Regions from separate parts of the Mus musculus genome. Here region 2 is linked to region 1. A link is a loop called in an ENCODE intact Hi-C map of the cell type or tissue named here. Cell type or tissue: left cerebral cortex. All regions are shown on one strand. Links, peaks and the distances in the headings refer to the core of each region. The heading gives the core; the rest is flanking DNA.

Evidence for each region. A loop is a pair of places that touch in the nucleus more often than their neighbours do. Peaks named below come from ENCODE experiments on the same cell type or tissue, not always from the same donor. Only the 100,000 strongest peaks of a DNase experiment are listed, where the experiment ranks them.
Region 2: a loop joins it to region 1, with 2.2 times the contacts of the local background. A loop is called at or near these places in 12 of 42 quality-filtered maps.

What each region holds. Positions count from the first base shown.
Region 1 is chr7:45,042,826-45,054,635 of GRCm38, reverse strand. Prr12 (proline rich 12) reads left to right here and starts at 1,302. Exons shown (of 14, transcript NM_175022.3): 1 at 1,302-1,840; 2 at 3,306-3,418; 3 at 4,270-4,431; 4 at 4,508-7,797; 5 at 8,247-8,913; 6 at 10,848-11,284. The coding sequence starts at 1,755. Prrg2 (proline-rich Gla (G-carboxyglutamic acid) polypeptide 2) reads left to right here. Exons shown (of 7, transcript NM_022999.1): 6 at 1-117; 7 at 439-1,032. The coding sequence ends at 457. In left cerebral cortex, for the core only: no CTCF peak of the experiment used is centred there; DNase peaks (open chromatin) are centred at 1,250, 1,997, 2,608, 3,527 and 2 more places; H3K4me3 peaks cover 3,217 bases; H3K27ac peaks cover 2,423 bases.
Region 2 is chr7:44,978,380-44,990,189 of GRCm38, reverse strand. It overlaps Prmt1 (protein arginine N-methyltransferase 1), which reads left to right and starts at 3,770. Exons shown (of 10, transcript NM_001252476.1): 1 at 3,770-3,907; 2 at 6,603-6,704; 3 at 8,297-8,452; 4 at 8,540-8,603; 5 at 10,665-10,807; 6 at 11,220-11,307; 7 at 11,400-11,515. The coding sequence starts at 3,872. It overlaps Gm15545 (predicted gene 15545), which reads right to left and starts at 3,290. Exons shown (of 2, transcript NR_045266.1): 1 at 2,820-3,290. In left cerebral cortex, for the core only: CTCF peaks have their summits at 4,500 (motif pointing left) and 6,927 (motif pointing left); DNase peaks (open chromatin) are centred at 3,493, 4,123, 4,495, 6,926 and 1 more place; H3K4me3 peaks cover 2,171 bases; H3K27ac peaks cover 2,117 bases.

The DNA of each region.
Region 1 (11,810 bases), core at 1-8,000:
CATCCCCTTGAGTCCTCAGACGCCTCAATCTCCACCCTTGCCCCCAGGCCTTCCCACCTATGAGCAGGCTTTAGCAGCCTCCGGGGTGCACGACGCACCTCCGCCCCCTTACTCCAGGTATGAGGCGGGGCTTCTGCCTGGGTGGTGCCAGAGGGAGGGGGGGGGAGAGGCAACGCGTGGGAGGGGCGTGTCCCCAAGGGCAGGGCTTGGTGCTTAGGAAAACCTACATAGGGCGGAGCTTGCAGGGGAGGGCGGACCCTACGCAATTGTCTATAGGGGCGTGGATCAGCCTTGCAAGAGTGCAGCTTTTGAGGAAGGTGGGGCTTGTGCCTACAGGATTGAGGATTGGCTGAGGCACCAAGGGCGGGTCGGTGTAGGCTCGGTGGAGGGGGCGGCTGGGATGTTTGACTCTGCACTCCCAACCCCCATCCCCGATAGCCTCAGAAGGCCTCACTGAAGACCTGCTTGCAGCGCGGGCTCCCTGAACTGTGCCCCTGATTCATAGCGGATTCCGGAAGTCGCCAGCTTCTTCGACGACTGGGCTTCAGTGTGTCCGTGGGGGAGTCAGGGTCGTCGGACCCGAGGTCTACCATGACACACGTGTTTCCGCCGGGCACGCATACACGCACGTCCCTGACCATCCTGTTGCCGAGTTGGTGCCCCCGGCCCTCCAGTGACCCCCCCCCACACTTCGTCTGAGCAGTGGCCCTGCCTCAGAATGGGCAGACCTTTTAGGAAACTCGGATCAGACGTGACTCGGCTGTCACTCCACTGGTGCCGCGGGGCACGTACGCGCAGGGAACCAGGCCCTTGCACACGCCTGACTTCGTGTATTTCCCCAGTCGGGCACATGGGCGGTTTGTAATCCAGTATAAAGGTGGGGGGCGCATTTGCAATGTGCTGTAAGCGGGGTGTCACGCTTGTGTTGCACCCGGGTAAATGGAGTTGATCTGAGCTGCCCTCTGCTTAAAAACCCTTTGGGAAAGGAAGGGGGGATGGAAGAAATAAAAAATTGAAACAATGAGAAAAAAATAAAAATGCAAAAGAACTGAGCCCCCTTTCTGGGCGCATTTGCGCGCGGTGGAACTGAATCTCTGTGTACAGGCGCTGTGCCCTACACCCCCAGGCTCCGCTGGTGCGCTCGCGCTCACTCGCTTACCCCCCCCCCCCGCCTCCCAGGCTCCGCTAGTGCTCGCTCGCGCTCTCTCTCTCTCTTTTTTTTTTTTTTTTACATTTGCACGGGATTGTGGGAGGAAGCGGAGCGCAGCCAGACACCCCGCCGCCCGCCCCCCTTCCCCTCCCCCCTCCCCCTGCCGCCTTGTGCAAAGATGGCTGCACCGTGAGCGCAGAGGAGGAGGAGGTGGCGGCGGCGGAGGCGAAAGAGCGAGCACCCAGCGCCCGCACCCACTCCGGGGCCGTCCGGGACGCCCCCTCCGGAGCGCGCGTCCCCTTCTCTCTTGCAAGCGCCGGGGCAAAGGCGGAGACAGCGGGGTCCCTCCTCCCCCCTTTCCCTCCTCCAGGGGGAACCCCCCCTCCTTGGCTCAGCGGCTGCACCCCTCCTTTGCCCGCCCCTCCGTCCCTGCCCCCTCCCTCCCCCGCCCGGGGCCTTCCCGGGCCTTCGGTGGCCGCAAAGAAAAAAAAAGAGAAAGGGAGGAAAAAAAGCAGCGGAGGGAGCGGCGGCGGAGGAGAGCGCGCGCGCTCCCCCTCCTTTCCCCCTCCCTCCCCCTCCCCCCAATTTCCACCGCGGCCAATTCATGGACAGGAACTACCCCAGCGCCGGCTTCGGGGACCCGCTCGGCGCCGGGGCGGGATGGAGTTACGAGAGGTCAGCGAAAGCTAGGTAAGGAGCTGAGGGGGACCTAGAGAAATGGGCCAAGAGGTGGGGGGATTCCTGCCTGGCCTGGGCCTGGGGCCCGCTCGGCAACGCGTGCATCGCCAACTCCCCCTCCGATTTTTGCAAGGGAGCGGCCTTCTTTGGGTTTGTAACAACGCCGCCGCCCCAGTTTGCAAATTGCAAACTCCGCCAAAGCCAGCTCCTGCTTGCAAAAGAGAGAAACGAAGCAGGCAAGGCGCAAAAACAAATTCGAACCGGGAAGGCCTTGGGAAGATGGGAAGGGTTGGCGAAGCAAGGCCTGGACTTGCCCCCCATCTTTGGATTCCCGGCGTGCTGACCCCTCCCCCCGGGCGCCCCTGGCTCTGCAACTGCAAAGGTGGGAGGAAAAGAGAATCAGCTCGCAGACCTGGGGGGCTGCACCCCCTCCCAGGTCCTATTGTTCCGGGGCTGCAGGAGGCCGGGCCACTCGGTCCCTCCCCCCTCCAAGAAATTCCCCGCGCAGAGTGGGCAAGGGGCCCCGCCCCCTTCTTAAACTAGAATTCTGTGTGTTTGGGGGGGTCCTGAGATTAGGGACACGCCCCCTTCTGCTCCCCACCTTGCTCAAAGCTGTGAATCCTGGTTGATGGCGCGCTGTTTGCCCTCTGGTGCAAGGCCACGGATTTGGGCCCTTTCTGGAACAGAGTCGTGTCTCTTCCCCGTTTGTGTTTGTGTGTGTGAGCGTGGGCCCTGTGCACGCGTGGCTAGCCGCGTGTTCACCCGTGAACCTGCCTCTTGTAGTTTAATCTGTGTCCTCACTCTTCACCTGCCCTTCACCCTCCTCCCCCTCCACACTTAGCTTTCCCCAGCGTGTATAAATTTTTAGAGTGGGACTTCACACTCGGGACCTTTTCTTTTGCACGGGTGAATTGAACTCCTGTTTGTACACGCATCTGGCTTCACTTAGGCCGGTGCATTTGAACCTCAGCCCCTAGGGATGCAACGAATTCGTGTCAGGACTTGTACCTGGGACTTTCCCTGTGTCCTGTCCCCTCCCCACCTTCTCCCCTTGCCATTTGGGACACAAGCTACCTCCTGCTCCTGGCCTGGCTGGATTCCTTTCCTAATTCAGGGTCCGTGTCGTTTCAGCGGGTCTTGGGTTGTCCGTGCGTCCTTGCAGTGTTGGACCTTTCGTTCTGTTGTGGCATGGGAGGACTTCAAGGGAGGACCACACCTTTCACGTTGACTATTTGCTTCCCCTGACTTTCTCCGTCCCCAGTGTGTCCTCGCATGCCCGTGTTTGCAAACGTGGGACTCTTAAGTGCTCCAGAATGACATTTTTTAACCCCCTCCCCCGCCATGGGATGACTGGATTCCCTAGTGTTATCTCTGGGTTCTTTGGAGTAACACCTCCATTCAGTTGAGAAGCCCCTCCTAGCCCCCTTCCCAGAGGATAGCTTGAGAGAATACTCTGACATCTCTCTCTTGCTCCCAGCTTGGTCTACGGCAGCTCCCGGACTTCCCACCCAGAAACCGACATCTTGCATCGCCAGGCCTATGCGGCCCCCCACCCACTACAAAGCTATGCCACCAACCACCACCCTGCAGGTATGGGCTCCCATCCTGGAGGGCTGGGGCAAGTCTGCCCTTTAAGATATCTGATTGGTTGCTGAAAGTTCCGCCCCTGCTAATTGGCCTTGCTCTGGGTCCTGGACCTCTTTTTGCCACTTCTCCTCTGATTGGTTGCCTCTGAGGCCTTATCTCACGCCGGATTTGTCAGGCCCGTCATGGCTCCGCCCCTCTGCCTCCTATTGGCTGTTACCCATCAGGGCCCCCCCCCCCAAATCCCACCTTCTCTTCCAGGCTTTTCCTTTCCCTCCAGCCCACCCCTAGTCTTTTCTTTCCCCGTGGGATTCTCTTGGCTGGTCGTCTCCTTTTTCTTTCCTATTGACTCCAGTTATTTAGCCCTCCCCCTTTTGCTTAGAGTAACCTCATCCCCCACCTTGTCCTTGCTGCCCACACCTCTGAATTTTAAATCGGTGCAGTCTGCCCAGGCTGCCCTTGTTGTCCCCTTCCCTGTTTTCTGACTCTTGCCCTTTTTTTTCCCCTTCCTCTTTTGAATTTTCTTTGGTACTTCTGAGGTGCTGGAAATCCCACCCTGAGCCTTCTATAGCCTCATAGCCTCACACCCCCCCCCCCCCCGCCCATTCCTTTCTTTCTTTATTTTAATAAGTGCGATAGGCTCTCTTGGAGTTACTCAGATTGTCTCTGAAGGTCTGATCCTCCTGCCTCAGCCTCCTGAAAACTGCGTTGACGGGCACTGCGTCCATTTGCTTGCCTTTGGCTCCTCCCTCCAGTCCTCCTCTGAACTGAACCTGGTTTAGTGCTTTTCCCATCCGTCTGTCTCACCCCAGCCACTACCCTCTTCTTGGCTGATTCGTTCACTTATCCATTGTCAGGCCTCTCTGGACTTTTTGACACTGGCCTCCACCACGCGGGCTCAGCAGGGCCCGACGCCTCCGTCATGAACCTCATCTCGGCCCTGGAGTCTCGGGGCCCCCAGCCTGGCCCTTCCGCCTCCTCTCTCCTTTCCCAGTTCCGAAGCCCTTCCTGGCAGACAGGTAAGTGCTATTTCCAGCGGGCTGGAGAAGGGCTGTCTCGTGGTCCGCTCTGACCAATGGTCTTCTTCATCCCTAGCCATGCACACACCGGGCCCCACGGAACTCTTCATCTCTGGTGCCCTCCCAGGTTCCAGCACCTTCCCGTCTTCCTCTGCCCTGTCTGCCTACCAGCACCCGGCTTCCTTCGGCAGCCGCCCCTTCCCAGTGCCCTCATCCCTCAGCCTCCAGGATCCACCCTTCAGTCCTCCTGCTAATGGGCTCTTGTCCCCTCATGATGTGCTCCACTTGAAGCCTTCCCAGGCACCTACAGTGCCCTCGTCATTGGGTTTCGAGCGCCTGGCAGGGGGTGGTGTCTTGGGGCCTGCTGGCCTCGGCCCTGCTCAGACTCCCCCTTACCGTCCTGGTCCCCCAGATCCACCTCCACCTCCCCGCCACCTCCCGACTCAGTTCAATCTGCTGGCTTCCTCTTCTGCTGCCACTGCTGCCGAGCCCTCGTCCCCCCAGCTCTACAACTTCTCGGGTGCTGCCCCCGGTCCACCGCCGGAGCGGGCCCTGCCCCGACAGGACACGGTCATCAAACACTATCAGCGGCCGGCCAGTGCCCAGCCCCCACCGCCCCCACCACCAGCCCATTCCCTGCAGCACTATCTGAGCTGCGGAGGCAGCTATCCCTCAATGGGCCACCGGGCCAGCTTGGCTTGCAGCCCTTTGGGAGGTGGGGAACCTTCTCCGGGTGCTGGAGAACCTAGCAAGGGTGGGCCTAGTGGAGCCACAGCTGGAGCAGCTGGCCGGGCTACAGGCCCGGAGACTGCTGGGGGAGGTGCGGCTGGGGGTGGGGGAGGGTACCGCCCCATCATCCAGTCCCCCGGTTACAAGACGAGTAAGGGAGGTTATGGACCAGCCACGGGGGGTGCCACCAGGCCACCGCCACCTCGATCCACCGCCACACCCAAGTGTCAGAGCCTGGGTGGACCTGCAGCTGCTTATGCCGCTGGGAAAGCCTCTGGGGCTGGTGGGGCTGGGAGCCAGGCATATTCCCCTGGCCAGCCCCAAGGGCTTCTGGGCCCTCAAGCCTACGGGCAAGGATTTGGAGGGGGTCAAGCACAGGACTTGAGCAAAGGCCCTAGCTATTCTGGGGGTCCTCCGCAGCCCCCTAGCGGTCCCCCGCCTCCTGGCCTGGCTACCTGTCAGAGTTACTCTCCAGACCAGCTTCAGGGTCAGCTCTATGGGGTACAGAGTGAGCCTTACCCAGGGCCAGCTGCCCATTCACAGGGGCTGCCCACAGCCAGCCCTTCCCTCAGCTACAGTACTGGTCACTCCCCTGCTCTCTCAGGCCACGGAGGCGGCTGGGGACCCAGCTCTCTGGGAGGTGGTGGGGAGGCTAGCCCATCTCATATTATCCGACCCCTCCAGTCACCGCCTGCTACTGGCCGCCCTCCAGGCGTTGGCTCTCCAGGAGCCCCTGGCAAATACTTAAGTTCGGTCTTAGCCTCAGCTCCGTTCCTGGCGCCCCCTGGAGCTAGCAGCTATGCAGCTGGAGCAGGCGGCTACAAGGGAAAAGGTGATGGCTCAGAGCTGCTTGCCGGCCCTGGTGGTTCTGCCGCCGAGCGCACGGAAGACGAAGAGTTTCTCATTCAGCACCTGCTCCAGGCACCTAGCCCACCTCGGACCTCAGGGGCAGACGGCTTGGTGGGTGAGGATGGTCCTGCCGATGCCGCTAAGGGACTCGGTGGCAGTGGTGGAGCTGGAGGAGCGCCAGGCACACCATATGAATTAGCCAAGGAAGATCCCCAGAGGTACCACCTGCAGAGCGTCATCCGGACTAGTGCCAGTCTGGATGAGGGTGCCACGGCCGCCCTGGAGTTGGGCCTGGGGAGGATGAAGGACAAGAAGAAGGGGCCAGAACGGGGTGGCGAAACTCCCGAGGGACTAGCCACCTCAGTCGTTCACTATGGAGCCGGTGCCAAGGAGCTGGGAGCCTTCTTGCAGAAGAGCCCACCTCCCCCACCACCCTCGGCCCAGGCAACCCAGCCAGCGCCCCATGGCCTCCTCTTGGAGGCTGGAGGTCCTGACCTTCCCATGGTGCTGCCTCCACCTCCTCCCCAGCTCCTCCCTTCTGTGCTCAGCCATGCCCCCAGCCCCTCACCTAGCGCCCCCAAAGTCGGCGTCCACCTCCTTGAGCCAGCCACCCGGGATGGGGCGCCCCAGCCGCCGCCCCCACCCCCACCACCTATGCCTCTGCAGCTTGAAGCCCACCTCCGCGGCCACGGCCTGGAGCCCACAGCCCCAAGCCCTCGCTTACGACCCGAGGAGAGTCTGGAGCCTCCTGGAGCCATGCAAGAACTGCTCGGGGCTCTGGAACCATTGCCGTCAGGGCCTGGGGACCCTGGTGTGGGACCACCTAACTCGGAGGGCAAAGATCCTGCAGGCGCCTACAGAAGCCCCAGCCCTCAAGGGACCAAGGCACCGCGGTTTGTACCCCTCACGTCTATCTGCTTCCCCGACTCATTGCTTCAGGACGAGGAGCGCAGCTTTTTTCCCACCATGGAGGAGATGTTTGGTGGAGGGGCAGCCGATGACTATGGCAAGGCCGGACAGACCGAAGATGATGGAGACCCCAAGACTGGTGCTGGTCCACCCCCTGGTCCCACTGCTTATGATCCCTATGGACCCTACTGTGGAGGCCGGGCATCAGGAACTGGACCAGAGACTCCAGGCCTGGGTCTGGATCACAACAAACCTCCTGAGCTTCCCTCCACAGTCAATGCAGAGCCACTGGGCCTGATCCAGAGCGGGCCACACCAGTCAGCACCGCCGCCGCCGCCGCCACCACCGCCACCACCACCTGTCTCTGAGCCCAAGGGTGGCCTCACCTCGCCCATCTTCTGTTCAACCAAGCCAAAGAAGCTGCTGAAGACATCCTCATTTCACCTGCTGCGGCGCCGAGACCCCCCCTTCCAGACGCCCAAGAAGCTGTATGCACAGGAATATGAGTTCGAGGCTGATGAGGACAAAGCCGATGTGCCCGCAGATATCCGCCTAAACCCAAGGCGCCTGCCCGATCTGGTGTCTAGTTGTCGCTCCAGACCAGCCCTCTCACCACTGGGAGATATAGACTTTTGCCCACCCAACCCTGGTCCTGACGGCCCGCGTCGCCGTGGCCGCAAGCCCACCAAGGCAAAGCGCGATGGCCCTCCCCGACCCAGGGGGAGGCCCAGGATTCGTCCACTGGAGGGCCCTGCCATGGCGGGGCCAGCCTCCATAACCACTGATGGGGCCAAGAAACCTCGGGGCCGGGGCAGGGGCAGAGGCAGGAAGGCTGAGGAAATGGGAGGTACCCGGTTGGAGCCCCTGAAGCCACTTAAGGTGAGGGGGACTGGGTGTGGGAGGGGTTGGGATGGACTCTGTGAGACTGGAGGTGTCAGATGCCCTAGGCATCAAGAGTTGTGGTTGTCTCATTAAAAAGCACCAGAGTCACCTAGAATTCCGGTGTTTCCATGAGATAAAATGTTGTGATGTTCATGTGCAGACAGGGTGGCAGGACTCAAGTTCTAAAGTCTTGTGCATGGAGGGATGGACTGGCATTCAGAGCCTGTGGGCCTGAGTACTGGGGAAGATCTGTGTCTGGGAGGGACTGTTGGCCTGGCCTCCTGTCTCAAGTAGTCAGTTGGGCTGAAATCTGAGACTCCACAAATTTGTTGCAGGAATTTGGAGGTGGTCTAAAGTGAGGTGGGGGGGGAGGGGTGCAGCACTCCGGGGTGGATCCCTGGAGGGTGGGCCCCTGGACCGTGACACTTTGCTATCCCCGTGTCTAGATCAAGCTGTCTGTGCCCAAAGCTGGTGAGGGTCTGGGAGCACCTTCCAATGATGTCATCTCGGGTGTAGACCACAACAGCCTGGACTCCAACCTGACCCGGGAGAAGATCGAGGCCAAGATCAAGGAGGTAGAGGAGAAACAGCCGGAGATGAAGTCAGGGTTCATGGCGTCCTTCCTTGACTTTCTCAAGTCAGGCAAGCGGCACCCACCACTCTACCAAGCTGGCCTGACGCCACCGCTAAGCCCCCCTAAGAGTGTGCCAGCCTCTGTGCCCACCCGAGGCCTGCAGCCCCCACCACCCACCGTGCCCACTGTGCCGCACCCGGCACCCTCTGGTCCTTTTGGCCTGGGAGGCGCATTAGAGGCGGCGGAGAGCGAAGGGTTGGGCCTCGGCTGCCCTTCCCCCTGCAAGCGGCTGGACGAAGAGCTGAAGCGCAACCTCGAGACGCTGCCCTCCTTCTCCTCGGATGAAGAAGACTCTGTGGCCAAGAACAGAGACCTGCAGGAGAGCATTTCCTCCGCCATCTCGGCCCTGGACGACCCACCCCTCACAGGCCCTAAGGACACGTCCACACCGGAGGAGCCGCCTTTAGACACTGGACCTACAGCCTCCGGTCCACCCCCTCTCCCAAGCCTGCCCAGCAGCAACAGCAGTGGCACGCCGGGTGAGTTCTCAGAAGGTGATCTGGGTGAGGCTTGTTGGAGTCAGCAGATAAAGTTGTTCAGGTTACACACTATTTCAAGTTTGTTTTCTGGTGTGTAGAAGAGCACACCTGACAAAGGTGATTTCCTGATTGCCTGATTGACAGAAAAACAAACTTTTTTTTTTTTTTTGGTTTTTCGAGACAGGGTTTCTCTGTATAGCCCTGGCTGTCCTGGAACTCACTTTGTAGACCAGGCTGGCCTCGAACTCAGAAATCCACCTGCCTCTGCCTCCCAAGTGCTGGGATTAAAGGCGTGCACCACCACGCCCGGCCCAAAAACAAACTTTTATTCTTGTTTTTTCTCTGTGTTTCCCTGGCAGCCCTGAAACTCACTTTGTAGATCAGGCTGGCCTTGAACTTCTAGATCTACCTGCCTCCCAAGTCCTGGGTCTAAAATGTGTATCACCATTGCCTAGAGGAATATCTTTTAATGAGCTCAGAGGTTCAGCAGGGAATCGCTGATACTGGGCCCTCCAGGATGCTGGGTAGAGAATAGGATATAAGTGAAGGAGTAACAAATGAAAATTTTTTTTGTTGTTTTTTTTGGGGGGAGGTTCAAGACAGGGTTTCTCTGTTTAGCCCTGGCTGTCCTGGAACTCACTTTATAGACCAGGCTGGCCTCGAACTCAGAAATCTGCCTGGCTCTGCCTCCCAAGTGCTGGGATTAAAGGCGTGCGCCACCACGCCCGGCTCCTCCTGGTGTTTTCTTTTTGCTTTTTTCTTTCTTTTTTTCTTCCTTTTCTTTTCTTTTCTTTTCTTTTCTCTTTTTTGGTTTTTCGAGACAGGGTTTCTCTGTGTAGCCCTGTCTGTCCAGGAACTCACTCGGTAGACCAGGCTGGCCTCGAACTCAGAATTCTGCCTGCCTCTGCCTCTCAAGTGCTATGATTAAAGCCGTGCACCACCAGTGCCTGGCCTGGCGTTTTCTTAATGAGTGAAAATCCTGGGTTCTATTACTAGTAAACGTAATTGGGGTACTGGAGAGATGGCTCAGTGGATAAGAGTGCTTACCACTCTTGTAGAGGACCCAGGTTCAGTTCCCAGCACCCACATCCAAATGCCTGTTCCAGGGGATCTGGTACCCTCTCCTGCCTCTGTAGGCCCCTGCACATTCATGGTATACAGACATGCACACGTAATTCGGCAAATGTCTGTGGCATTAGAAAATCAAATGACTGATGGAGGAGACAAGGGAAGGCTTGTAAGGCGGTGGATTTTGTAGGAGGGAATGCAAGCTTGGGAGTCAGGGAAGAGAGCTTCCGAGTTAGGAGTTGTTGGACAAGAGCTGCAAAGACTTGGGGAGACGGCTTAGGACTGACAACGGCATGAGGGCAATGAGATAGATCTTAAGAGTTCCTTGTAGGGGCTGGAGATATGGCTCCGTGGTTAAGAGCACTGACTGCTTTTCCTGAGGTTCTGAGTTCAACTCCCAGCAACCACAAGATGGCTCACAAGCATCTATAATGGGATCCGACGCCCTCTTCTGGTGTGTCTGAAGACAGCTACAGTGTACTCACATAAATAAAAATTAAAAAAACAAACAAACAAACAAGGAGTTCCTTGTTGCTGGAGCTACGGTGGTGGTCTCACAGAAGGACCTAGAACTGGACCAAGAAGTGGGACCTCTACAGGAGAGTCATGACAGTCTTTGCTGTCTACCCTTAGTAAGGACGTGTGGCTATGTGGATGTGCTGTGGGCTAAGTTGCCATTAGGGACATAGGATTTGTAAGGTTAGTGAAGCCGGGCATAGTGACACAGAACTGTCATTCTAACTAGCTCTTAGATAGAGGTAGGAAAATCTGGTTGAAGGCCAGCCTGGACTACATGGTCAATGAATGGTAATAGAGCTGATGACTCTATCTTCTTCTGTTTCTCTCTCTCTCTCTCTCTCTCTCAGAGCCCCCACTGCTGGAGGAGAAGCCCCCACCCACTCCGCCTCCTGCCCCAACACCTCAGCCGGCTCCACCTCCACCCCCACCCCCACCACCAGTTCCAGCCTTGCCCTCACCTACCCCACTGGTGACTCCTGTGGCTAGCTCACCTCCTCCACCACCGCCACCACCACCGCCTCCACCAGCACTGCCCTCACCACCTCCACCGCCCCCGCCAGCACCCACAACGGTCCCACCAGTTGCCCCTCCAGAGGAGCCTCCTGCCCCATCCCCAGAGGACCCTGAACCTCCAGACGCTCGGCCTTTGCACCTGGCCAAGAAGCAAGAGACGGCAGCGGTGTGTGGGGAGACGGATGAGGAGGCAGGGGAGAGTGGTGGAGAGGGCATCTTCCGGGAGCGAGATGAGTTCGTCATTCGTGCAGAGGACATACCCTCCCTCAAGGTGAGCCTCAGCATTGTCCCCAGATGGAATCACTGACAAGTGACAGCTGGCCTGGGTTGGGGTGCAGGCGGAGGAGGTGGGCTGGCTAGGCTGCTTTAGTGCTCACGGTCTCACTTGGCTGATAGAAGGGGTGGGTGAGGACGCTTGCTCTCCTTCATCCTGCCCCCTCTTCCACGATGTCTCCCAAGCTGTCATGGAGTTGATACAAATGTACTATTTAGGGCTGAGAATCAGTGCTTCAGCACTTTTACCGGATTTTACTCTGCATTAAGTTATGCCCATGGCAGCGAGAGGCTTCTCTGGCCAAGGCTGAGAGTAGCATCCAACTGTGGATATTCATACAAGTGTAGAAGGCTGTGTGATTGTGTGTACATTCGCAGGGCCAGAGAGCGTGTGAAGCCCTGGGTGCTTGGCCAGATTTGTAGGGCTAGACATTAATTCTCTCATGTAGATCATGCAACCAATCTATTCAGAGCACTTAGTTGCCCCCATAATCTTCATGCCACTAACACACTAGTCCAATGGG
Region 2 (11,810 bases), core at 2,260-10,259, 67 kb after region 1:
CCATGCATAACTGTTTTTGTTCCCTGGGGAGCAAGTTGGGAATCTTCTGTGGCTCTGAGATTGCTAGCCTTGTAAGTCTCCCGAATCTCAAGCCTTCCCCTCGCCCCGTGTTCCAGCATGGAATAAACAGGTACACAATTGGCTTGTGGCAGGATCCAGCTGGACTGTTTATTTTTTCTTTTTAAACTGTTGTTATGAGTGGCACTTCTCCCAGCTAGGGCAGTGGTTCTCAACCTTCCTAATGCTACGACCCTTTAACACAGTTCCTCATGTTGTGCTGCCCCCTCCCAACCATAAAAGAATTTTGTTACTACTTCCTAACTGTAACTTTGCTACTACAATGAATGATAATGTAAATAATCTGTTTTCTGATGGCCTTAAATGACCCCTGTGGGAGGGTCTTCTGACCACCAAAGTTGGGTTAAGAGCCACAAGTTAAGAACCACTGAGCCAGGCAGTGGTGGCACATGCCTTTACTCCCAGCACTTGGGAGGCAGAGGCAGGCAGATTTCTGGGTTCGAGGCCAGCCTGGTCTACAGAGTGAGTTCCAGGACAGCCAGGACTATACAGAGAAACCCTATTTCGAAAAACCAAAAGGAAAAAAAAGAACCACTGAGCTAGGCAACCACTACCATTAAGCTCCACCTTTAACCCTGACTTATGGTAGACCTCTCTGAGGTTGCTGGGGTATGTAGCTGTGAGTGGAGCAGAGTGCCAGGTCTTAAATCTCCAGGGCAGGTCTCACAGGTGTGTGTTAGCTACACTTTAAACTGTGCAGTGCTTGATGCAGGAGACCTGTAATCCCAGCATTTGGAGGATCAGGTTCAAGGTCATCCTTAACTGCATAGTGAGTACAAGGCCAGTGTGAGCTACATGAGACCTTGCTTCAAAAGCTCCAAAATGGGGCTAGGGCAGTCAGTATAAAGTGGATGCTGCCTAAGCATAAAGACCTGAGTTCCATCCCCAGCCCTCACTTAAAAGCGGGGCACAGAGCGCATGCCAGCACTCAGCACTCGCGAGGCAGAAGCAGGATCTCTGCGGCTTGCTGTTCAGGCTCCAGTGTCACCGAGAGACCTTTTCTTTTTTTTCTTTTTTTTTTTTTTTTTTGGTTTTTCGAGACAGGGTTTCTCTTTATAGCCCTGGCTGTCCTGGAACTCATTCTGTAGACCAGGCTGGCCTCGAACTCAGAAATCCGCCTGCCTCTGCCTCCCGAGTGCTGGGATTAAAGGCGTGGGCCACCACGCCCGGCTCAGACCTTTTCTTTAAAAAAAAAAAAAAAGTAAAAAAAAAGTGGTTCCTGGCAAGGCAGTGCATACCTTTAATCCTAGCACTTGAGAAGCAGAAGTATGTGGACTTCTGAGTTCCAGTCCTGTCTGGTCTATGCAGACAGTCTCAAGGAAATTTAGGAAGGCATTTGGACTTCAGCCTCTGGCCTCTACACATACTGTGCACACAGACAAAATCCAAATTAAATACATTTTAAAAAATAAAGTTGTTTTGTTTGCCTTTCTACAGTGAGATAAAGCTCAGCGTCGTAAGTGTTTAGCCCTGACCAATCCCCTTTCCCTGTCTGAGCCTCAGTTTCCTCCTAGGAATCTGTATTTGTAGGAAACCGAATGGACTGCAGAGATTCCCTGTGCTAAGTTTATTTAAATCTGTCAAGGATGGCTGGCTCAAAGTCAGAATGCATCTCATTCACTGCTATAGATAAAATCTCTTGTCCTAAATGAGAAGCAAGTTTGGTTCCCCAAAGACGAGGAGCACCATGTAAGATGGCAGCAGCCCCAGGAAACTGGGATGCAGTCAGTGAGGCTGAAGTGAGTGAAGGTGGTTGAAGGATTAAGACATCGTCCTGGAGGTGGCAGAAGGCCTCATAAGGCCGTGGGCTGAGGGGCTGGTAAGTTGTAGAGAATGACAGAAGCACCAGGGCAGAAGGTGACACAGAAGGTGTCGAGGGGGTAGGGGTGGGGGAGATTGACACAGAGCAGAAAAGGCCCTGGGGCTATTGAGATAGGGGGACAAAGTAGGACAGGCTGGAGTCAATCAGATCATCTGAGAGAGGCACAGGCAGGCTAGATCTTCGACTTCTGGGCCAGCCCTGTCTACAGAGTGAGTTCTAGGACAGCCTAGGCTACACAAAGAAAAAGAAACTTTGTCTCAAAACAAAAAGGCTGGAGAGATGGCTTAGCCATTTAGAGCACTGACTGCGCTTCCAGAGGTCCTTAGTTCAAATCCCAGGAACGATATGGTGGCTCACAACCATCTATAATAAAGGGATCCAATGCTCACTTCTGCTGTGTCTGAAGACAGCTGTTGTACTCACATAAAATAAATCTTAGAGGAAAAAAAAATCATACTGAACTGGGCGTGGGAAGCATGCCTTTTGGGAAGGCAGAAGCAGGCGGATCTATGAGTAAGAGGACAGCCAAGGATACACAGAGAAACACTATCGAGGAAAAACGGGAAAAAAAGGGGGACCATATTGGCTGGGCAAGATTTTCATAGGCCTTAAATCTCAGCACTTGGGAGACAAAAACAGGTTGATCTCCACGGCGAGTTCCAGGCCCAAGGCACAGTGAGAATCAGTCAAACAAAAGATCTACCAGATTGTAAGTGTTGGTCTGCAGCAGAGGGTAAAGGTGCTTGCCGCTAAGCCTGACGACTTGTGTTCAATTCCCTACACTCACATCGTGGGAGAAAGGACTCCTGTTCATTGCTTTGTGACCTCCATACGTGCAAGGCACACACGAATGCATGCTCACACTATACAAAGTAAGTGTTAGGCGTTGGAAGGAAACAGGTCAGATGTGCTCGCGTACCTTATGCGGAAGCTCCCACTGGAGGGCTCATACGGGAGTTTAAAGGATCTTATGTTTGGACCATAGACTGGTGGGACTGAAGGCAAAGGGAAGGTTCACGAATCCAGCAACTGACATCCATCCTCAGGGAAGGAGTAACTTTCTGCAGATTCAGGGAAATTTCCTGGAAGAGGTGGCGTCCGAATTGCCGGTGATTGACGTGTAGGAGTTGGTCAGACAAAGGACGCTGGGTGTTTCCCGCAGAGGACCTGGAGGCCACGAGGAGGCCACAGGTGTTCAGAACTTGGCGCCTTCCAGCACAGGGGTGGGAAGCTCACAGCGAATCATGGCTGGTTTCGGAATCACAGACTAGAATGCGCCCTCATCCACGTCTCAGGAATTGGGGTTTTCCCTATAACTTAACGCGCCCACGCTCCCCAGTTCCTCCAGAAAACATCCAAGACCGGGGTAGGGGGTATGGGGGAGAGGAATCCACAGAATGGTGATGATTGACATTCCTAAGAGCCAGTTGCTGCTGCCCAAAGCTCTGCCTGCTTCCTTATGGGCCAATGGCCCCTCTTCTTCTAGGCCTGTCGCTTAAACAGGGTGGCGTTAGAGCCGCGAACGTCACCTTTGGCTCAGCCAATATCAACGAGGGAGGAGGGGATTAGCTTAATGATAGACAAGTCAGTTTCTAGACGTCCGCTTAGCGCGGAGCCCGCCGGGAAGCTCCAGGGCGGAGCTGGCCAGAAAGGGGCGGGAAGATCTGGTGAATTTTACCCAATCGTCACACGTGCTGGGTGAGACAGACAGGCAGTTGTTCTCTTCCTAGCGGACAGGAGGGGGCGGGCCTTTAAACGCTAGGGGGGCGGGCACTTTATGTTTGATAGGCGTGTCTGTCATCCAATTGAAATATGAAGCTCTCAGATGGACGGCTTTACAGACCAATGAGAACTTATGGCGGGGTATCGGGGGCTGGGCTGAGGACCCTCTGGTAAAAGGCGGTCCCCGGTCGAGCCGGGGGGAGAAAAGAGAGAGGGGGGGGTCTCGGAGGCCGGAGGACTCGGGTGAAGATGGCGGCAGCCGAGGCCGCGAACTGCATCATGGAGGTGAGTAGCTGGGCTCTTTAGGCCCGGGGGCGGCGCGAGACGGGTGGCCCACGGCCTGAACTGTGGGGACGGGGCCTTTTGATGTGCCTGGCTTCGCGTTGGTCCGCATCGGGGGATGTGTTCGATCGTGACGGGAGAGATCTCGGCTTTCGGTGCTTTGGGACCCGCAGCCGAGCCGAGGACTGTCGCACGTGGTCGCGGGCCGGGGGCGCTTCCAGCCGGGCCGCACGTGGTCTCGCAGAGTAGCGTGGGGAGGGGGGTGTGCCGCCTCGAGGGGCCCCGTGGGCTCCACGTGCAGGACAAAGGCCCCGCCCCCAGCCCGATGACCTGGGCTGCACTCAAGGGGTCCAGGGGTTGCCACCCGCTCTCCCTGGCTCGGCTGTGGATGTCCATGCAGCCCGGGCTCTTTGCACCCGCGTGGGGCCTGAGAACATCAGTCCCCAGCCTCCCTTTCCCCAACTCTGTGTTAGCCTTGTGCAGCGGGGGGGGGGGGGGGGGGGGATGGGCATAGCCCTGTGACCTCTCTTTAAGGAGATGGTGGGGAATCTCATCCGAGGAGATCCGGATCCGTCGCCGGGCACCCCCTCGTGGTCACTATGGGCGTGTGAGAGGGGCGTCTTTTTTCATGGGGCGTGGCCCAAGCCCACCCCTTCATGGGAGGGCCCTCGGGTGGATGGATAGTCAGAGGTCAGTGGTGGGGGATAAAGGAGTTCGGATGGCCATGGGCCTTAACCTCCACAGAGCTCCATTTTTACCAACTTGAATGTGGCAAGGGACCCCTTTTTGAACATTTCCGCCTTTTTGCCTAATTTCCCCCCAAAACAGAATGAAATTCTAGCATCTGCCTTGCTTACCTGCTTATCGTTGATTGTTCGATCCTAAGCTGTATTCCTCAGTCTACTTTTTACTTAGTTTAATTAAACAAATGTGCCTGAGCCTGGCGGTGGTGGCGCACGCCTTTGATCCCAGCACTTGGGAGGCAGAGGCAGGCAGATTTCTGAGTTGAAGGACAGCCTGGTCTACAGAGTGAGTTCCAGGACAGCCAGGGCTACACAGAGAAACCCTGCCTCAAAAAAAAAAATGTGCTTGGCCTTGAACTCACCCTGTAGCTGAGTATGGCCTTGAACTTGCCATTTTCTTTTGACTTCTGAGTAGCTCATCATCAGGCTTGTAAGGCAGGTCCTAGACATGGGTTTCAAGCTCTCTTCAGTCATTTGTCAACCTTCTGGTGTCCGTCTGTACTATTGAAAAAGTGGGGCCCACGTGGGAATCTCACCTCCCAGGCTGTGGGGAGCTGAGAGCTTGGTTAGGTTGTGACGTTTCTCTGGAAGCCTTGGGTGGCAGTCATTGATGGTATTTAATTTGATGGGGCCCATACCTCTTCAAGTTCTCTGGAGGGGAAGGTCAGTTGCTGGGAAATCTGCCATAAATAGGGATCAGTTAGCCTACAGGGTCACTATGGTGACCCTGGGCCCTGGGACTTGTGGACAGAGAAAAGAAAAGGCTGTTCCAGTGTGGGAACCCAGGTGAGGTGGGGAATGGGCTGGACCCAGTTTTCCAAGGCATATATGATACCTCCTCAGAAAGGCAGGGAAACCAAAGAGGTCAGGTTGCCTCTGTGTGTTGGTGTGGGTGTGAGTTGGTGGTATGCCTGCTGCTTTGGTGGTGTGCTACGTCTCTCTAATGGAATCCTCTTAGGACAGGCGACAGCACCCTTCCCTTCCTACCCCTCCCTCCAGTTTATTCATGGCACTTCAGCCTGGCATGTGTGTCAGGAAATGTCACCTAATCTCTTGGGGGGGGATTAGGTAGTGAAGGGGAGCAACAGCTGGGCAGTGCCCATGTGCCCTGGCAAGTATTGGGTCTTGTGGCCTAGATGGGGTAGGTGTGTATGGCCAGTCATTGGACCAAAGAAGGACAACAGGGGGCAGGCCACCATCTCTTCAGCCAACAGCTGGGACAGGAGACCTTCCCTTCCCTCCTTCCTATCCTTCTCTACCCGATCACAGCCTCCCTCATTGCTTGTCCCTGCTCACACACACACTCCCTTCCTTGCCCAGGCAAAGCCAACCTACAAACCACTCACCGCCCCAAAGGCCTTCCCCAATCACCCCGTAGCTAATCCTTTTTCCCTGTTACTCTCTCCTAGAATTTTGTAGCCACCTTGGCTAATGGGATGAGCCTCCAGCCGCCTCTTGAAGAAGTAAATATCCTTTTGTGAGACCCCCACCCAGCCCACTTCCACATAAGCTTACTTGCTATACATCTGGCTCCCCAAGAGGTCTAACCGTCCTCTTGCTTCCAACCAGTTTCCTCTGCTGTGCCCCCTAACCCCTTAGGACAGAGCCCTTCCTGGCCCCAGCTGGCTTCCCCAGAACCATGGCTGCTTCCTTAACTCCATCTCCAGCCCTCCTCCCCTGCCCTTCCATGTGTCTGCCCTGGCTCTGCCCTCTCTCCCTCCCTCCCCAGCTGTGGGCTGAGCTAGAGACAGGCCATAGAGCCTGGAGAGATGGTAGGCGAGGCGGCTGCTCCCTGGATGGTGCTCTGGGTGGGTCCTGGAAGTGGAAACATGACCTGGGGAAGAAAGATGCTGGAGGGGGCTGGAGGGTTGTCCTGGTATGATGAGGGGCTTTTTGCAGGTTGAGGAGACTCTGGGGAACCCACCTTTGACCCTTTGCCACTCCCCCTCTTCTAGGTTTCCTGTGGCCAAGCAGAAAGTAGTGAGAAGCCCAACGCTGAGGACATGACATCCAAAGACTACTACTTTGACTCCTATGCCCACTTTGGCATCCACGAGGTGAGTAGAGACTGACCCTACAGCCAGTATGGACTGAAGGACCACAAGACCAGACAGGGCTCTGAGTGTCTCAGCACGTTCACTGCTCCCTTTCTGCCCCTGGTCCACTTTTGAAGACTGAATTCTTCCATCTCTCCAGAAGCCAGTGCAAGTGCTTCCTGCCCCAGTGTACCACAGACCTAGGGATGAGGTCCGGCCCTGTCTGTCTCTGGCGCCCTCTAGTGACTGGCAGTGGGGCTGCGTCCATGGCTCATGCTGCACTACAACCCTTTTTGATAAAGGAGACAGGACTTGGTGCAAATCAAATGACATTCTAAAGAATCCTCGTCTTTTTTCCATGGGGCTTTAAAAACAACAACAACAAAAAAACTACTAGAGGCTGGGATTGGGGCAAAGTGGCGGAGTAGTTGCTTAGCACGTGCTGGATAGTGGCCTCCATCCCCAGCATCATAAATGGGGAAAAAATTGGAAAATTTGCATAAAATAATTGAGCTTTTGGAGGCCTAGGGACGTACCCCAGTTATTAAAGGGCTTGCCATGCAAGCATGGGTTTCAGGTTTTTTTTTTTTTTTTTTTTTGGTTTTTCGAGACAGGGTTTCTCTTTATAGCTCTGGCTGTCCTGGAGCTCACTTTGTAGACCAGGCTGGCCTTGAACTCAGAAATCCACCTACCTCTGCCTCCCGAGTGCTGGGATTAAAGGCATGCGCCACCACGCCCGGTTGGGTTTCAGGGTTTAATCCCCAAAACCCACTTAGAACTGGCAGTGGCGGGCTGGTGAGATGGCTCAGTGGGTAAGAGCACCTGACTGCTCTTCCGAAGGTCCGGAGTTCAAATCCCAGCAACCACATGGTGGCTCACAACCATCTGTAACAAGATCTGACGCCCTCTTCTGGAGTGTCTGAAGACAGCTACAGTGTACTTACATATAATAAATAAATAAATAATTAAAAAAAAAAAAAAAAAAAAAAAAAGAACTGGCAGTGGCTCAATGGGTAAAGGTACTTGCCACACAAGCAGAAAGGAGTGCTTGCCATACAAGAGATCCCTGGATGGAGGATGGACAGTGTCTTCTGACTTCCATGTTCCTGCTGCGTGCATGATAACTTCCAGAACACCGAGCGTGGTGGTGTATGCTTGTATAGCTCAGCTCTGAGTAGGCAGAAGCAGGTTGATCACTGGGCTCATTAGCCTAACCTAATGGTCCAGCTACCCAGGTCTCAGACACCATGTCAGAAAACAAGGTGGCTGGAATCTGAGAGGTGATGTCAAGGGTCAATCGACCTCCTTGCTACTCGGCTGTCTGCTTACTCCATTTTAATTTGTGTGAGCCTGCCAGGCCAGTACCAAGGTTCATTTTGGTGATCTAAGGGCTGGCCTTGTACCCAGGACCTTCCTGTTTCAGCGTCCTGATTCACCCCTGGCTCGGGCAAGGACGGCACTGATAAAACCTGGCCAGTGTAGGTGTTCACTGCAAAAGAAGCGCCCGGAAGGGAAAGGGGTCCTCTGAGCCTTGCTCACCGTCAGTGTGGTGGTGGCATGCGTGCCTTGTGTGTCCCCTCACTCTGGTCCTCTGTCTCTGGTTCCCTGTCCAGGAGATGCTGAAGGATGAGGTGCGCACCCTCACATACCGCAACTCCATGTTTCACAATCGGCATCTCTTCAAAGACAAGGTGGTGCTGGATGTGGGCTCAGGCACTGGCATCCTCTGCATGTTTGCTGCCAAGGCGGGGGCCCGCAAGGTTATTGGGGTAAGTCCTACTGCAGTGGGCGGGCTGGTTAGGAGCTGGAGAGGGCATGGACTGGACTCTGTCTCACCCTCCTTCTTCCTGCCTTAGATTGAGTGTTCCAGTATCTCCGATTATGCTGTGAAGATTGTCAAAGCCAACAAGTTAGACCATGGTGAGCAGGAGGGGGGGTCTGGAGGAACAGGCACCTTCTTGGACGCCTCAGTGAAGAGTTAAGAGACCACAGTGGACAACTGGTGGCTCCTTCACGTTCGGGAACGCTGAGTCTGGATGTCAGGACGTTGGGCCTCGAACTTTAGGGTTTTGCATGGGGATCTTTGGTGACTGTGCTCAAGATTAGAGCTTCCCTTGTGCGAGGGTTTCCCATCCCTCAGTTGTCACATCCAGGGCCTGTCAAGAATTCTCCCCAGCAGCCCCCACTCTGGCATGACTGGCATTACCTTCCTGAGAACCCCACAACTGCTGCCCGTGCACCCACCGCACGGCTGGGTGTGCAGCTGGAAGCTTGCTTACCACAGGCCTGCCGCTCTACAGTTCCCACACAAAGGTTGTGCACTTGGTCCCACCACAGGCTTTGTCCTGTGCTTATGTGTACACATTGAAGGCCTTTAGTCTGCCTGAGGTGTCATTTCAAACCAAACTAGGTTTTTGGGGGTTTTCTTGGTTTTGGTTTTTCGAGACAGGGGTTTCTCTGTACAGCCCTGGCTGTCCTGGAACTCACTTTGTAGACCAGGCTGGCCTTGAACTCAGAAATCCGCCTGCCTCTGCCTCCCGAGTGCTTGGATTAAACAAACTAGTTTTCCATGCAGTTAAACTCTTGTTTTCCTCTCAAGAGTAGGCCTCGCTGTGTAGCTTTGGCTGTCCTAGAACCCACCATGTAGCCAGGCTGGCCTTGAACTCAGAGATCCTCCTGCTTGTGCCTCCCAAGTGCTGGGATTAAAGGTGTGTACCTGGTTATACTTAGCATTATAAAAGATGGAGCAGGTCTAAACTGAAGGCCCTGGAGGTCTTGTGTCCCATCATCCCATCCCTGGGAGCCTGAGGGCCAGGACAGGCTACAAAAAAAGGAAAACCTGTGAGAAGACAGTTGAGAGTAGATGAGCACTGGTGCCACAGTCTCCAAGGGCAGAGGCAGGCATGGGAAGGTGCGGCCTGGCACCCATCCGGGCGATAGTGCTTTCTTTAGTAGGAGTTTTTGTACTGCCCCAACAAGAGATGATCTGCAACTGAAGCAACAGGCCTGTGAGCTAGCACACGCTTGTTTGGAGCCTTGGCCCTCCCGCCAAGCCAGTTGGACAGCTTTCTTTGTATTTGAAACAGGGTTTTTGTTTGTTTTGGTTTTTGTTTTCTTTTTGATTTATTTGTTTATTTTATCTGTGTAAGTGAGCTGTGTCTATCCTCAGAAACACCAGAACAAGGCATCAGATCCCATTATAGATGGTTGTGACCCACTGGGTGTTTGCTGAGAATTGAACTCAGGACCTCTGGAAGAGCAGTCAGTGCTCTTAACCACTGAGCCATCTCTCCAGCCCAAGACAGGGTTTCTTATTGTAGCCCAAGTAGGCTTTGAACTTCAGTCCTTGAGTGTCAGCCTCCTAAGTAGCTGGAGTGACAGGCCTGTGCCACCAGGCCTGGCTGGCTATGATAGTTTTGTTTTATTTTGTTTCATTGAAATGCTTTCTATTTTTATTGGGTGGGGCACATGTAGAGGTCAGAGGATAGATCTCATTCTACCCTGGGGGTGAGATTCAGGTCATCCCACTTGGTTGCAAGCATCCTAACCTACTGGCCTCGTTTTACAGTTGTGTCTACACCATTATTACTTACTGCTTCACTTACTGAATAGAAAAATGTATTTCACCTGAGCACTGCTAGGGGAGGAAACAAACCCAGACCTGGAGAATGTTAAACTTGGGCTCGCAGCAGAGCTACTCCTAGACCCGCAGACAGAACCTGAAACTGTTGCTGTGCTACCCTTGTGCTTTAGGACGGACCTGGTGTTTTAACCTTTTATCCCCAGTGCTGGGGGACAGAGGCAGGCAGATCTCTGGGTTTGTGGCCAGCCTGGTCTACATAGCAAGTTCCAGGACTACATAGTGAGACAGTTTGAAAAGAGAGACAGGGTGCCTGCCCTTGGACCAGAGTCCTCTGTGGGTGTCTGGAACCATCTGGGCCAGCCCTCCCCGTGACTGGCATGCCATTCCTGTGGGTGCAGTGGTGACCATCATCAAGGGCAAGGTGGAGGAGGTGGAGCTGCCCGTGGAGAAGGTGGACATCATCATCAGCGAGTGGATGGGTTACTGCCTCTTCTACGAGTCCATGCTCAACACCGTGCTGCACGCTCGGGACAAGTGGCTGGTGAGCCATACGCCTTGGATGGGCGCCCCAGGCTAAGGAGTTAGAGCAGCAAATAGGGTGCCACCAAGTGTTTCTGTGGATGAGGCCTTCCCAGGGAGAAGGGACCAAAGGAATGGCAGAGGAACTGACTTGAAGAAGGCCAGTGCAGAGTCCTTACGCCAGGAGAGCGCGTACTGGGGGGAAGGGGAAGGGATCAGGAGGATACTGTACAAAATGGAGGTGTCTCCTTCTGGGGTGTTTCCATGCTCCTAGGAATTATGGAACTGCCAGGGCTCTGGGTGCACTGTGGCTGTTGAGTAGGGACCAGACTAAAGGATGAGGCCTGGGTGGCTAAGGGGTCTCTGGAAAGTGATGGTGGGCTGGACAATTGGACCACTCAGCTAGGTCCTTGCTTTTACCCAACTCCCTTCAGGCACCCGATGGCCTCATCTTCCCAGACCGGGCCACCTTGTATGTGACAGCCATTGAGGACCGACAATATAAAGACTACAAGATCCACTGTGAGCTGGGGTTGTAGTGGGTGGTGAGGGCAGGATGGGTGGCGAGGGCAGGGCCTGGATTCCACAGCTCATCTGACCCTGTCTGTACCCAGGGTGGGAGAACGTGTATGGCTTTGATATGTCCTGCATTAAAGACGTGGCCATCAAGGAGCCCCTGGTGGACGTGGTGGACCCAAAGCAGCTGGTCACCAATGCCTGCCTCATAAAGGTAACTGGGCAGCAATAGCAGGGGTCCCAGTCCCTGACCAGTCCATTAGAACTGTAGGGAGAGCAGTTGGGCCACACATCAGAGTTTTCAGGGCCATGCCCTGTGCTGAGAGATGGCTTCAATTCCCAGCAACCACATGGTGGCTCACAAGCATCTGTAATGGGATCTGGTGCCCTCTTCTGGTGTGTGTGAAGACAGCTACAGTGTACTCATACATGAAATAAATATGTTTTTTTTTTTTTAAAAGGAAAAATGTTTTGAGGGCCAGCCCAGGATACATGAGACCCCGTTTCAG